2 separate regions of the Homo sapiens genome follow, and region 2 is linked to region 1. A link is an interaction called in ENCODE POLR2A ChIA-PET data of the cell type or tissue named here. Cell type or tissue: K562. All regions are shown on one strand. Each heading gives the region's core, and the rest is flanking DNA. Links, peaks and the distances in the headings are about the cores only. Region 1 overlaps ATP4A (ATPase H+/K+ transporting subunit alpha). Region 2 holds the start of FFAR3 (free fatty acid receptor 3).

Evidence for each region. ChIA-PET counts read pairs that join two places held together with the same protein. Peaks named below come from ENCODE experiments on the same cell type or tissue, not always from the same donor. Only the 100,000 strongest peaks of a DNase experiment are listed, where the experiment ranks them.
Region 2: POLR2A ChIA-PET joins it to region 1 with 5 read pairs; 3 of 35 experiments call an interaction of 5 or more read pairs at or near these places.

The regions. Positions count from the first base shown.
Region 1 is chr19:35,554,730-35,560,095 of GRCh38, forward strand. ATP4A (ATPase H+/K+ transporting subunit alpha) reads right to left here. Exons shown (of 22, transcript NM_000704.3): 7 at 5,076-5,344; 8 at 4,264-4,462; 9 at 3,848-3,957; 10 at 3,633-3,767; 11 at 2,926-3,118; 12 at 2,184-2,359; 13 at 947-1,083; 14 at 711-861; 15 at 437-605; 16 at 193-347. Among named protein-coding and RNA genes, the nearest start is that of ATP4A, 6.2 kb to the right of the region's middle. RefSeq lists enhancers at 3,207-3,296, 3,366-3,981, 4,436-4,535 and a silencer at 3,557-3,656. In K562, for the core only: CTCF peaks have their summits at 1,093 (motif pointing right) and 3,027; DNase peaks (open chromatin) are centred at 1,112, 3,152 and 3,502; H3K4me3 peaks cover 1,029 bases; H3K27me3 peaks cover 2,047 bases.
Region 2 is chr19:35,355,001-35,360,366 of GRCh38, forward strand. It overlaps FFAR3 (free fatty acid receptor 3), which reads left to right and starts at 3,460. Exons shown (of 2, transcript NM_005304.5): 1 at 3,460-3,649; 2 at 3,880-5,366. The coding sequence starts at 3,891. The coding sequence ends at 4,931. RefSeq lists a silencer at 29-128 and an enhancer at 4,781-5,308. In K562, for the core only: a CTCF peak has its summit at 1,211 (motif pointing left); no DNase peak of the experiment used is centred there; H3K27me3 peaks cover 676 bases.

The DNA.
Region 1 (5,366 bases), core at 95-5,094:
GGCTGTATGTCCATTTAGGTCTGTTCACCTGCCTGCCACCCATGTGTCCTGCACTGGCTGTCATTGCACACACAGGTCTTGTCTGTCACTCTGTGCCCAAGAGTGTCTGTGGTGGTCTCTGTCCCTCCTGTCCATCTGCAAGCAAGTGTCTCTGGGCACCCTGTGGATGGGTACCCTGGGCTGTGGACTTACAATGTCAGTGCAGAGTTCGATGAAGAGGATGGTGATGCACCCGAGGGGCAGGGGCACGCTGACGGTGATGTAGATGAGGTAGGGTGTCAGCTCTGGGATGTTCTTGGTCAATGTGTAGGCAATAGACTTCTTCAGGTTGTCGAAGATCAGTCGACCTGTGGGGTAGGGTGGGCACCTCAGCCTCCTCACAGCCCTCTCCCTCCTGTGCCCACACTGCCTGCCCTCCCCCTGGCGTGGCTCGGACCCTGCTCCACGCCTGTCACAATGGAGGCAAAGTTGTCATCCAGCAGGATCATGTCAGCTGCATTTTTGGCAGCATCTGAGCCAGCGATGCCCATGGCTACTCCGATGTCTGCCTTCTTCAGAGCTGGGGAGTCATTCACACCATCCCCCGTGACGGCCACAATCGCACCCTGCAGGCAGTGGGTGCAGGTGGTGGGTGGGTGGTCAGTGAGAGGCCGGTCCAAGACCAGCCCCGCCTGTCTGCCCGCCTGCCCACCCTCATCAGCAGGGCTCACCAGCCGCTGGCAGCTCTCCACGATCACCAGCTTCTGCTGGGGGCTGGTGCGCGCAAACACCATCTCGGGGTGGGTGCGCAGGGCCTCGACCAGTTCCGATGGGTCCATGTCCTTCAGCTGCATGCCATTGATCACACAGGCACGGGCATCCCTGGGGAGGAGATGGGAGGACCTCGCTGGGACCTCGGTCTGTGCCAGATGTGGGGAGAACCCCGGGGAGGTCTGGGGGGGCTTACTTGCGATTAACCTGGTCTACGGGCACACGGAGGCGGGCAGCGATGTCCTCCACTGTCTCGCTGCCTTCCGAGATGATGCCCACACTGGCTGCAATGGCCTTGGCGGTGATGGGGTGGTCACCCGTTACCATGATCACCTGTAGGGGGAACCAGTGGATCACTGACCCCTTCAGATCAGCCCAATCTCCCTGTCCTCCCTGGGAGACATCTGCTGATACACGTGTTCATTTACTTGACCAAGCGTGACCACCTCCTACGTGCCTGGGATATAGCAGAGACAAAAGAGACAAAAATCCCTGTCCTTGAGGAGCTCTAGTGAGGGTGACAGAAAATAAAGAAACGAATTATATAGTGTGTTAGAAAGTGGAAAAAAACATATTAAGCTTGGTGAAGGAAACGGTGACTCGATTTTAAGTGTACCCAGGGAAGGGCTTATTGAGAAGGTGATATCTGAGCAGAGACCTGTAAGAGGTGAGAGAGTCAGCCACGTGGAAAGCTGGGAGAAGAGTGCTCCTGGCAGGGAGAACAGCAGGTGCAAAGGCCCTGAGGTGAGGACAGGCCCGAACTGTCGGAGGAACAGCAGGGAGGACACCATAACTGCAGAGGAGTGAACAAGGAAAGAGGGCTAACGAACAAGCTTAGAAAGGTAACAAGGCCCGATGTAACAGGGCCGTAGAGACACGGGAAGGGCTTGGGCATTGCCTGCCTGGCCTTGGCTTTCCCACCCTTGTTTTGTGTTTGGGGAACCACTCCTCTCCCCTACACCATCAGTTGCAGTGAGGTCCCTGGCTAAGATTGGGTAAGTAAGCCCAGACCTGGCCAATCAAGGTCTTCCATCCCCCAGCCCCAGTGACTGGCTCAGGGATAAATGAGTGACCCAATCCAGTGCTACTGCAAAAGAGGCACTCTCTTTTTGTGGGGTGGCTAAGCAGGTGGGAGTTAAGTTTGAGCTGCTGGAGCAGGGGTGTGTGTGTCCCCAAGTGAAGGGAGTGCCTGCAAATAAAGCCAGCAAAGAGAACAGCAGAGCTGAGACATGGAGAAAGGAAAATTCCTAATGACACTGAGCTCCTGGATCTGGCTAGACCTGAAGCTTAATTCCCCAGAATTTTTCAGTATCATAAACCAATGCATTTTGGTTCAAGCCAGTTTCAGGTGGGTTTGTCATGGGGTTCTTCAACCCAAATCCTGCTGCCATCCTCTGTCCTCACTCCACTTGTTCCTCCCCACAGTGGCATACCCGGATGCCTGCGGTGCGACACTTGAGCACAGCATCAGGGACGGTGGCCCGGGGTGGGTCAATCATGGATACAAGTCCCGCAAAGCAGAGGCCGCTAGATGGAAAGTTCATGGCCTCTACGTCGAAGGCATAGCCAGGCGGGTAGTCCTTCTCATTCAGGTAGAGCTGGCAGAAGCCTGACCGGAAACGGGGAAGTCAGGGAAGAGCCCTGGGCACACCCTTTCTTAGCAGGGCCAGGAAATGGGTAAAATAACCAGGCCCCTTGCACCAAACACCTATGGATGCCTGACCTTGTGCTGACCCCTTCACTCACATTATCTGAATCTACCCTCACAACCACCCTGTGAGGCCCATTCTCATCTTACAGATGAGGAAACTGAGGCTCAGAGAGGGGACATTTCTTGCCAGAGGTCACACAGCAAGTAAAAGGCCCAGAATTGGACCACAGATCTGCTTTCTAGGGTAGAGGCAGCGAAGTTTAAGGCGTCAGGACAAAAATTGGGAGAGGTTAGAGGTCAGGATACGGATAAAAGTCCAGGTGAGGACTGGGGTCAAGGTAGAAAGTGAGGACAGACAGGGGTCAGGACTGGTACAGGGAAAGTCAAGGGTGAGGCTGTGGACTGCGACAAATCAGCCAGCAGCCAGGGATGAGGACGGTCAGGGCTGGGCCGGGAGTGGTGGGCAGGGTCTGTGCTAGCTCCTCCTCGCACCTGGAGTCTCCTCCCCTGCCCAGGGGTCTCACCGAGCACGCGTTCGCCCAGGCCTCCCAGGCTGAGGTAGGCGGTCTGGAAGGCCTCGCGCCACTGCTCGTCCAGCGGCAGCTCCTGGCCCTTGATAAGGATGGAGCTGCAGCGCTCCAGCACGCGCTCGGGGGCGCCCTTCATCACCAGCAAGTGTCGCGGGTCCCGCGGGTCCTCCAGCGTATGGATGGACAGCTGTGGGCGGGGGGGAGAGGCGAGGCTGTGGACGGGGGAACGGGGCGGGGCTGTGGACGAGGGAACGGGGCGGGGCTGAGGAGAGGGGCGGGGCCGAGAGCTCGGTGCGGGCTCTGAGAGCTGCGGGGAAGGGTGAAGGTGGAAGATGGAGGCCTTGTGTGGAGGGGTCCTTGGTAGAAGGTAAGCGTTAAGGCGGGGCTAGGTGCAGATTTGGAGTCCTGGACGCAGGGAATGAACAGAATTAGGGTGCGGAGTTGGGCTGGGGGCGGATTTGGAGAGCGAGGTGCTCCCCATGGACAGTCCCGCCGAGGAGAAGCTGTGGGCGGGGCTGGGTGGTGGGCGGGGCCTTGCCTCTGGTGGACGGGGCCATAGGCGGAGCGGGAGATGGGGTGGGGTTTGGCTGCGGAGAGAAGGGGCAAGGAGCGAAGCCCCTCGTGGCCCGCTGATGTGGGTGTGGCCTGGGGCGGGGCCCGAGGTGGGCGGGCCCAGGCCGTGGGCGGGGCCGGCTGCGCACCTGGAACTTGTTGGTGGAGTTGAAGGGTATCTCGCAGACTTTTGGGAAGCGGTCCCGGTAGCCCATGGCGTTGCCCAGCGTCAGCTCCGAGAACTTGAGCAGCGCCGTCTCCGATGCGTCTCCAATCACGATGCGCTGGGAGCGGGGACCGGTGTCAGGGGCGAAGCCGGCTACACCAGCCTCCCGGGATTCCCTGGAGGCCCCCTGGCTCTCACCTTGGGCACAGGCACTGCATCCTGGCCGGACTTGAAGGCGGCGCGGTTGCACAGGGTGAGCACCCGGCACAGCGCCCGCCACGTCTCCGAGGACTGGTCAAACGTCTGCCCTGCAGACCAGGCGTCCAGGCTGGGTCCCGCACGGCGGCTCTCCCGGACCAGAACCGAGCCCCCTCCTCCTAGGCTCATATCGCGGGCCCCCTCCCCAGACCTGGGTGGAATTGGGTTCCACCCAACCCTGAGGGACCCAGCCCCCGGATGACCCTTCCCTCTAGACCCGGTAGCGAGTCTCCTTTGAGACCTGGAGCCGAGCCGCCCCGCCTTCGTACAAAGCCCTCCCTACCTCCCTATCCCTCTTCAGGTCTCCACCATCCACCAGATCCTGCCCTGGCGCCTGTGCCCTCCCTCCCCCACACCTGACTGGTCTTCCGTGGTGTCAGCTGTGTGGATGTGGTTGTCAAACCACAGATGGGACACAGTCATGCGGTTCTGAGTGAGAGTCCCTGTCTTGTCCGAGCAGATCACCGAAGTGGAGCCCAATGTCTCCACCGCCTCCAGGTTCTTGACCACGCAGTTCTTACTGGCCAGGCGCTTGGCTGTCAGGGACAGGCAGACCTGGGGAAGGGGTGAGCACCGCAGGCTGGGGACCCACCCTGGCTTCCAGTCCTCTTCCCCGCGTCAAAGAACGGGGAAGGCTTTACCCCAGCCGCGGGGCTGCGTGTGCAACGTGCTTCTGCAAACACCAGGTGTTTTCTTGGCCCCAGCTTTTGTTCAGCCAGTGCTTTGTTTGGGACTCCTTCCCCAGTCTGCCCAGATACAGTAGCGAGGCCCCTCTCTGAGCTGTCCCAGCCGAGGTTCTGAAAATTCTCTTCACACAATCAAAATGAGAAGAGGAACCTTCCCCGCACCTCCCTGGGGACTGGTCTGGAGCTGGGTGCTGACTGTGGAAGGTCTGGTGACATGCTGGCTGCCTGCACAGGACATCAGCCTCTTCCAGTTAAGGACCCGGCCTCGTCATCTCTGCGCCCTCAATGTGTGGCACAGGACTTGCCCCAGGGTTGCCTCGGGAAGGACTTGCTGAATGAGTGGATGATGGGAAGGCAGGAGAATGGATGGGAGCTAAGTGGACAGATAGACAGGCAGGGAGGTGATGGGGGAAATGTGGAGGAAAGAACAGATGGTTGAGCAGGCCCCTCAGCTCCCTGCATCCCCGCCTGCCCCCACTCACTGTGACAGTGGCCAGCAGCCCCTCAGGCACATAGGCCACCACGATGGCCATGAAGAAGACCATGGCCCGCAGGAAGGTGTAGCCAATGCACATGGCCACAATAAAAAATGTGGCACCGAAGAGAATGGCCAGGCCCGCGATGATGTCCACAAAATGCTCGATCTCGATAGCGATGGGTGTCTTCTCGTTTTCCACCCCCGACGCCAGCGATGCGATGCGCCCAATGATGGTGCGGTCGCCCGTGTTCACCACCAGGCCCTGCACGGTGCCTGCAGGGGGGCCAAGGCGCGA
Region 2 (5,366 bases), core at 124-5,123, 200 kb before region 1:
TGATGGGTGTCACGCTGAGTGTCTACAGTGAGTGTTGTCTCACTTCAGCTTCACACAACGCTGTGGTTTAGCCTTGCCACTGCCGTACGGATGAGCGGGTGTTCACTACACGAAGGTACTGGGCAGAGGAGCAAACACTGACTAAATTCTAGCCTGTGCTTTGCTCAACAAGCCACATGCCTGCCTTGCTTGCATCAAGGGAAGGAGTATTGTGTTCTAATTTGAAGAAATACACCAGCCACTCCTTAGGCAGCACTTGGTGCGGGATGGGCTCCTCTGGAAAGGGAGCACCTAATTTGCACAAAGGTGCTGCACCAGGTAGCTACGATCCTGGAATGGGATGAAGAAACTTGCCTAAGGCCCTACAGCAAGGAAGGGGTAAAAGCAGGATGTGATCCTTCCAAGCAGAACCCCCAAGAGCCAGGGGACATTTGGGAAACCTGGGGGTGTGGGGGTTAACCCTGTATTTGTGGTCCATTTCGCAAAGGATAGCATCCCACATCCATGAGAGGGAGGTCAGAAGGGAGTGGCTGTGGCTGTGAAGGAGACAGACACCTGGGCACCTGCTCTAAATTACAGCAATGCCATGCACATGATGATGTATTGGAGCACAACAAATGGCAGCCACCAGCTGGGGTGCACGCACCAATTTCTACAAATGAGCTCTGTTCAGGCTGAAATGTCTACGCATGCAAGGATTTTTCTTGTAATTGATGATATATCCCCAGCGCCCAGAAGACAGAGTGGCACGCAGTAGGTGCTCAGTAAATGTTCGCTCAATGAATGAATGAATGCCTCTACTAGCCTTCCAAAGAAAGTTCTATGTCTGTTTTATCAATATGGAAACAGGCCAGAGAAATTAAGTAACTTCTTTTGGAAGCCAGAAACAAGCCCGGCACTTGTGCAGTGACAACACCAGGGAATTTCAGTAAAAACCCAAACTCCACCCCAGGGAGCCCCAGTGCCTCCTCCCGCATCACAGGGTGCCAGGGCCCACTCTCTTTGACTCCTGCTCCATAGCCCCTGCTGGGTACTGGGCTGCTTCTCCCAGTTCCTCCTGCCTCCCCCCACTTAGGGCAAATCCAGTGCCTCCCTGGGGCCCAGGAGACTCAGTGTGATCCACCCCAGGCGCCTCTCACTCCTGTGAGACCCAAACCTCCTATCAGCTCCCCCAGCAGGCCAAGTCTGTGCACCCGTGACTCCCCTGCCCCAATGTTCCCTCCAGTGGCTCTTTGCCTCTTCAGTATCCACGTCTTCATGATCCTTCCCCTACTCCATCCCCCAAGCCCTCACCACCAAATGTAATGTAAACAGCATGACAGCAAAAACTTTTTGTTCACAACTGCGTGTTGTTTTTTTTTTTTTTTTTTTTTTTTAGACACAGTCTCACTCTGTTGCTCAGGATGGAGTGCAGTGACACAGTCATGGCTCACTGCAGCCTTGAATTCCTGGGCTCAAGCGATTCTTCCATTTCAGCTTCCCAAGTAGCTGGGACCAGAGGCACATGCCACTAAACCCAGCTAATTTCTTTTTTCTTTCTCTCTTTTTTTTTTTTTTTTCCCCTGTGGACATAGGGTCTCCTCATGTTGCCCAGGCTAGTCTCAAACAACCTGTGCTCAAGCAATCCTCCCACCTCAGCCTGCCAAAGTGCTAAAATTACGGACCTGAGCCACCGTACCCAGCCTACTGCTGCACTTTTAACAGCTTAATTGAGATATTATGTACATATCATCAAATTCACCAATGTTAAGTGTACAATTCAATGATTTTTAGTAAATTTACTGAGGTGTGAGTCCATTACCATCAGCTAGTTTTAGAACATTTTCATGACCCTAGTAAAGGATTTTACTTCATGTTCATTTAAACTTAATCTTGGGCCAGGCGGGGTGGCTCACGCCTATAATCTCAGCATTTTGGGAGGCTGGGGTGGACGGATCACCTGAGGTCAGTAGTTCGAGACCAGCCTGGCCAACATGGCGAAACCTCATCTCTACTAAACATACAAAAATTAGCCAGGCGTGGTGGCGGGCACCTGTAATCCTAGCTACTTAGGAAGCTGAGGCATGAGAATTTCTTGAACCCGGGAGGCAGAGTTTGCAGTGAGCCAAGATTGCACCATTGCACTCCAGCCTGGGCGACAACAAGACCCTGTCTCAAAAAAAAAAAAAAAAAAAAAAAAACAACTTAATCTTCATTTCTACCTCCATCCCCCAGACAACCACGAGTCTACTTTCTGACTCTATAACTTTGCCTATTCTGGACATATCATATAAATAAATGAAATCTGACAATATATGTACATGGTCTTTTACGTCTGGCTTGTTTCACTCAACATAAGGCTGTAGTGTGTATGGGTAGCTCATTCCTTTTCTTTGCCAAATAGAATTCCAGTATATGGATGTGCCACTTTTTTATTCACTCACCAGCTGATGGGCTGCCAGGTAACATTTCCACTGTTGGTGACTATGACCAACACTGCTGTGAACATTTAGGACTGAGTCTTTAAGTAGACCTGAGTTTCCACTTCTCTTAAGTAAATACCTACGGTGGAATTGTTGGATCGCATGGTGAATTTATGTTTAACTTTTTAAGCAACTGCCACCTGCTTTCCAAAGCAGGGACACCACCTCCCATTATTCTCACCAGCAGTGAATGAGGCCCCTATCTCTCTACATTCTCGCCGACCATAGGCATTGTCTGACTTTTTGCTTGTGGCCATTCTAGTGGATGTGAAATCATATCTCATTGTGCCCTGTGATTGTTTGAATGAACTAATAGATCACCTGTGAAACTGGACAGCACTTGGGTTTGAACCCTAGTGGTGACATTTCACAAGCTGTATCACCTGGAGCAAGTCACTTCCCTACGGTGAAGGACAAGGATTTTATGACATAAAAGCGTTGCCCTAGAAGCAGTGTCTGCTATGGATTATGTGCCCATGAAAAGGCAGCTGCTGTCATCATCGCCACCACCATTATTATTGTTATTATTATTACATTGTCACCCCAGAGATAATCCTGCACCAGTGACAGGGAAAATAGCAGCTGGCATCCGCTGCCTGCTCACGACCACACGCCAGGCTTCCGTCAAACCACTCAACATGTATTAGTAATCTTTTAATCGACCTACATATTGTTTTAATTTGCATGTGTTAATGCGTTGATCTATGAGATGGGTATTATGATGAGCTCTGTTCTGCAGGGGAGAAAGCAGAAACATGGAGAATTTAAGTCATTTCCCCCAAATCACAAAGTCAGGAAGAAACAGACCTCACGGAGCTCGCTCTCTGTCATTGCATCACACTTCCTGCCCTTACAAGGCAAATTGGATAAATGCCATTCTAGAGAAGCAGACAAAATTCAAGTGAAGAAGGGGAGAGGAAGACGTCGGCTGGGGCCTGCTTAGAGCATCCCAGCTGAGACTGCATGAGGAGGGAGGCACGCAGTTGTGGAATTTGTTCCCCTTTTAGCATGCTGACCAGCCCTGGCAACGGAGCTCAAGGCATCTATGTGCCACTGCTCAACAGTGAGTGACGTCATGGGCACGGCCAGGTCTTTATCAGTTCTGCCGGATAAATAGCCAACTGCACTAGGTCTGGAGAGACAGCAAGGTGCTGTGCGGCAGAGCATTTGGGGTCTCAAAGAAGCAGGTGAGCCTGGGCCCGAGGGGCTGGGTGGAGGAGCACCTTGGTGCTTCTCTGCTGGGGAAGGGACAGGGGACAGGGCATGCTCAGGAAGACAGGCAGGCTGACCCCGCCTGGAAGGCACCCAGAGACAAGAGGGGTGGGCGTAGTGACCTCGTGCCCTTTTAGGGGAGATGCTGCTGGCCAGAGGCCGTTAGGGCCCCCACTACCAACTCCATGTTACTCTCTCTCACCAGTGGCCACCACCATGGATACAGGCCCCGACCAGTCCTACTTCTCCGGCAATCACTGGTTCGTCTTCTCGGTGTACCTTCTCACTTTCCTGGTGGGGCTCCCCCTCAACCTGCTGGCCCTGGTGGTCTTCGTGGGCAAGCTGCAGCGCCGCCCGGTGGCCGTGGACGTGCTCCTGCTCAACCTGACCGCCTCGGACCTGCTCCTGCTGCTGTTCCTGCCTTTCCGCATGGTGGAGGCAGCCAATGGCATGCACTGGCCCCTGCCCTTCATCCTCTGCCCACTCTCTGGATTCATCTTCTTCACCACCATCTATCTCACCGCCCTCTTCCTGGCAGCTGTGAGCATTGAACGCTTCCTGAGTGTGGCCCACCCACTGTGGTACAAGACCCGGCCGAGGCTGGGGCAGGCAGGTCTGGTGAGTGTGGCCTGCTGGCTGTTGGCCTCTGCTCACTGCAGCGTGGTCTACGTCATAGAATTCTCAGGGGACATCTCCCACAGCCAGGGCACCAATGGGACCTGCTACCTGGAGTTCCGGAAGGACCAGCTAGCCATCCTCCTGCCCGTGCGGCTGGAGATGGCTGTGGTCCTCTTTGTGGTCCCGCTGATCATCACCAGCTACTGCTACAGCCGCCTGGTGTGGATCCTCGGCAGAGGGGGCAGCCACCGCCGGCAGAGGAGGGTGGCGGGGCTGTTGGCGGCCACGCTGCTCAACTTCCTTGTCTGCTTTGGGCCCTACAACGTGTCCCATGTCGTGGGCTATATCTGCGGTGAAAGCCCGGCGTGGAGGATCTACGTGACGCTTCTCAGCACCCTGAACTCCTGTGTCGACCCCTTTGTCTACTACTTCTCCTCCTCCGGGTTCCAAGCCGACTTTCATGAGCTGCTGAGGAGGTTGTGTGGGCTCTGGGGCCAGTGGCAGCAGGAGAGCAGCATGGAGCTGAAGGAGCAGAAGGGAGGGGAGGAGCAGAGAGCGGACCGACCAGCTGAAAGAAAGACCAGTGAACACTCACAGGGCTGTGGAACTGGTGGCCAGGTGGCCTGTGCTGAAAGCTAGGTCCTCCGGGGGAGGAGGGTGTAGCTGGCATGTCATCCTCAGGGCGCTTCCTCGCTCACGCCAGGAGGGACTTGGAGTGGCGAGCTGGGGCCCGATGGGGCTTGGGGGCAGAGTAGACATCTAGCCTCCCTAAGGGTATGCGCGCTAAAGCCCAGCTCTCGATCTCACCTCCATCCCCATCCACCCACACACTATGGATTGGGCTCTGGGAAGGGGTCAGGGTGAGAGGCTGCTCTGGAGAACAATGAGGTCCTCATAGCAGCAGGCAGCTCCTGTGTTTTCTTGAGGGTGGCAGAGGAGCTAAGAGCAGTGCCCAGGGTCTGAGGGGGCTGCCCAGTGAGTGGCAGGGGCAGGAGAGGGGAGAACCCCATCCTCAGAGCTGCTCCCAGCCAGCGAGTCAGGAGCGGGGGAGACAGGGCTCCAGGGATGAGGCCG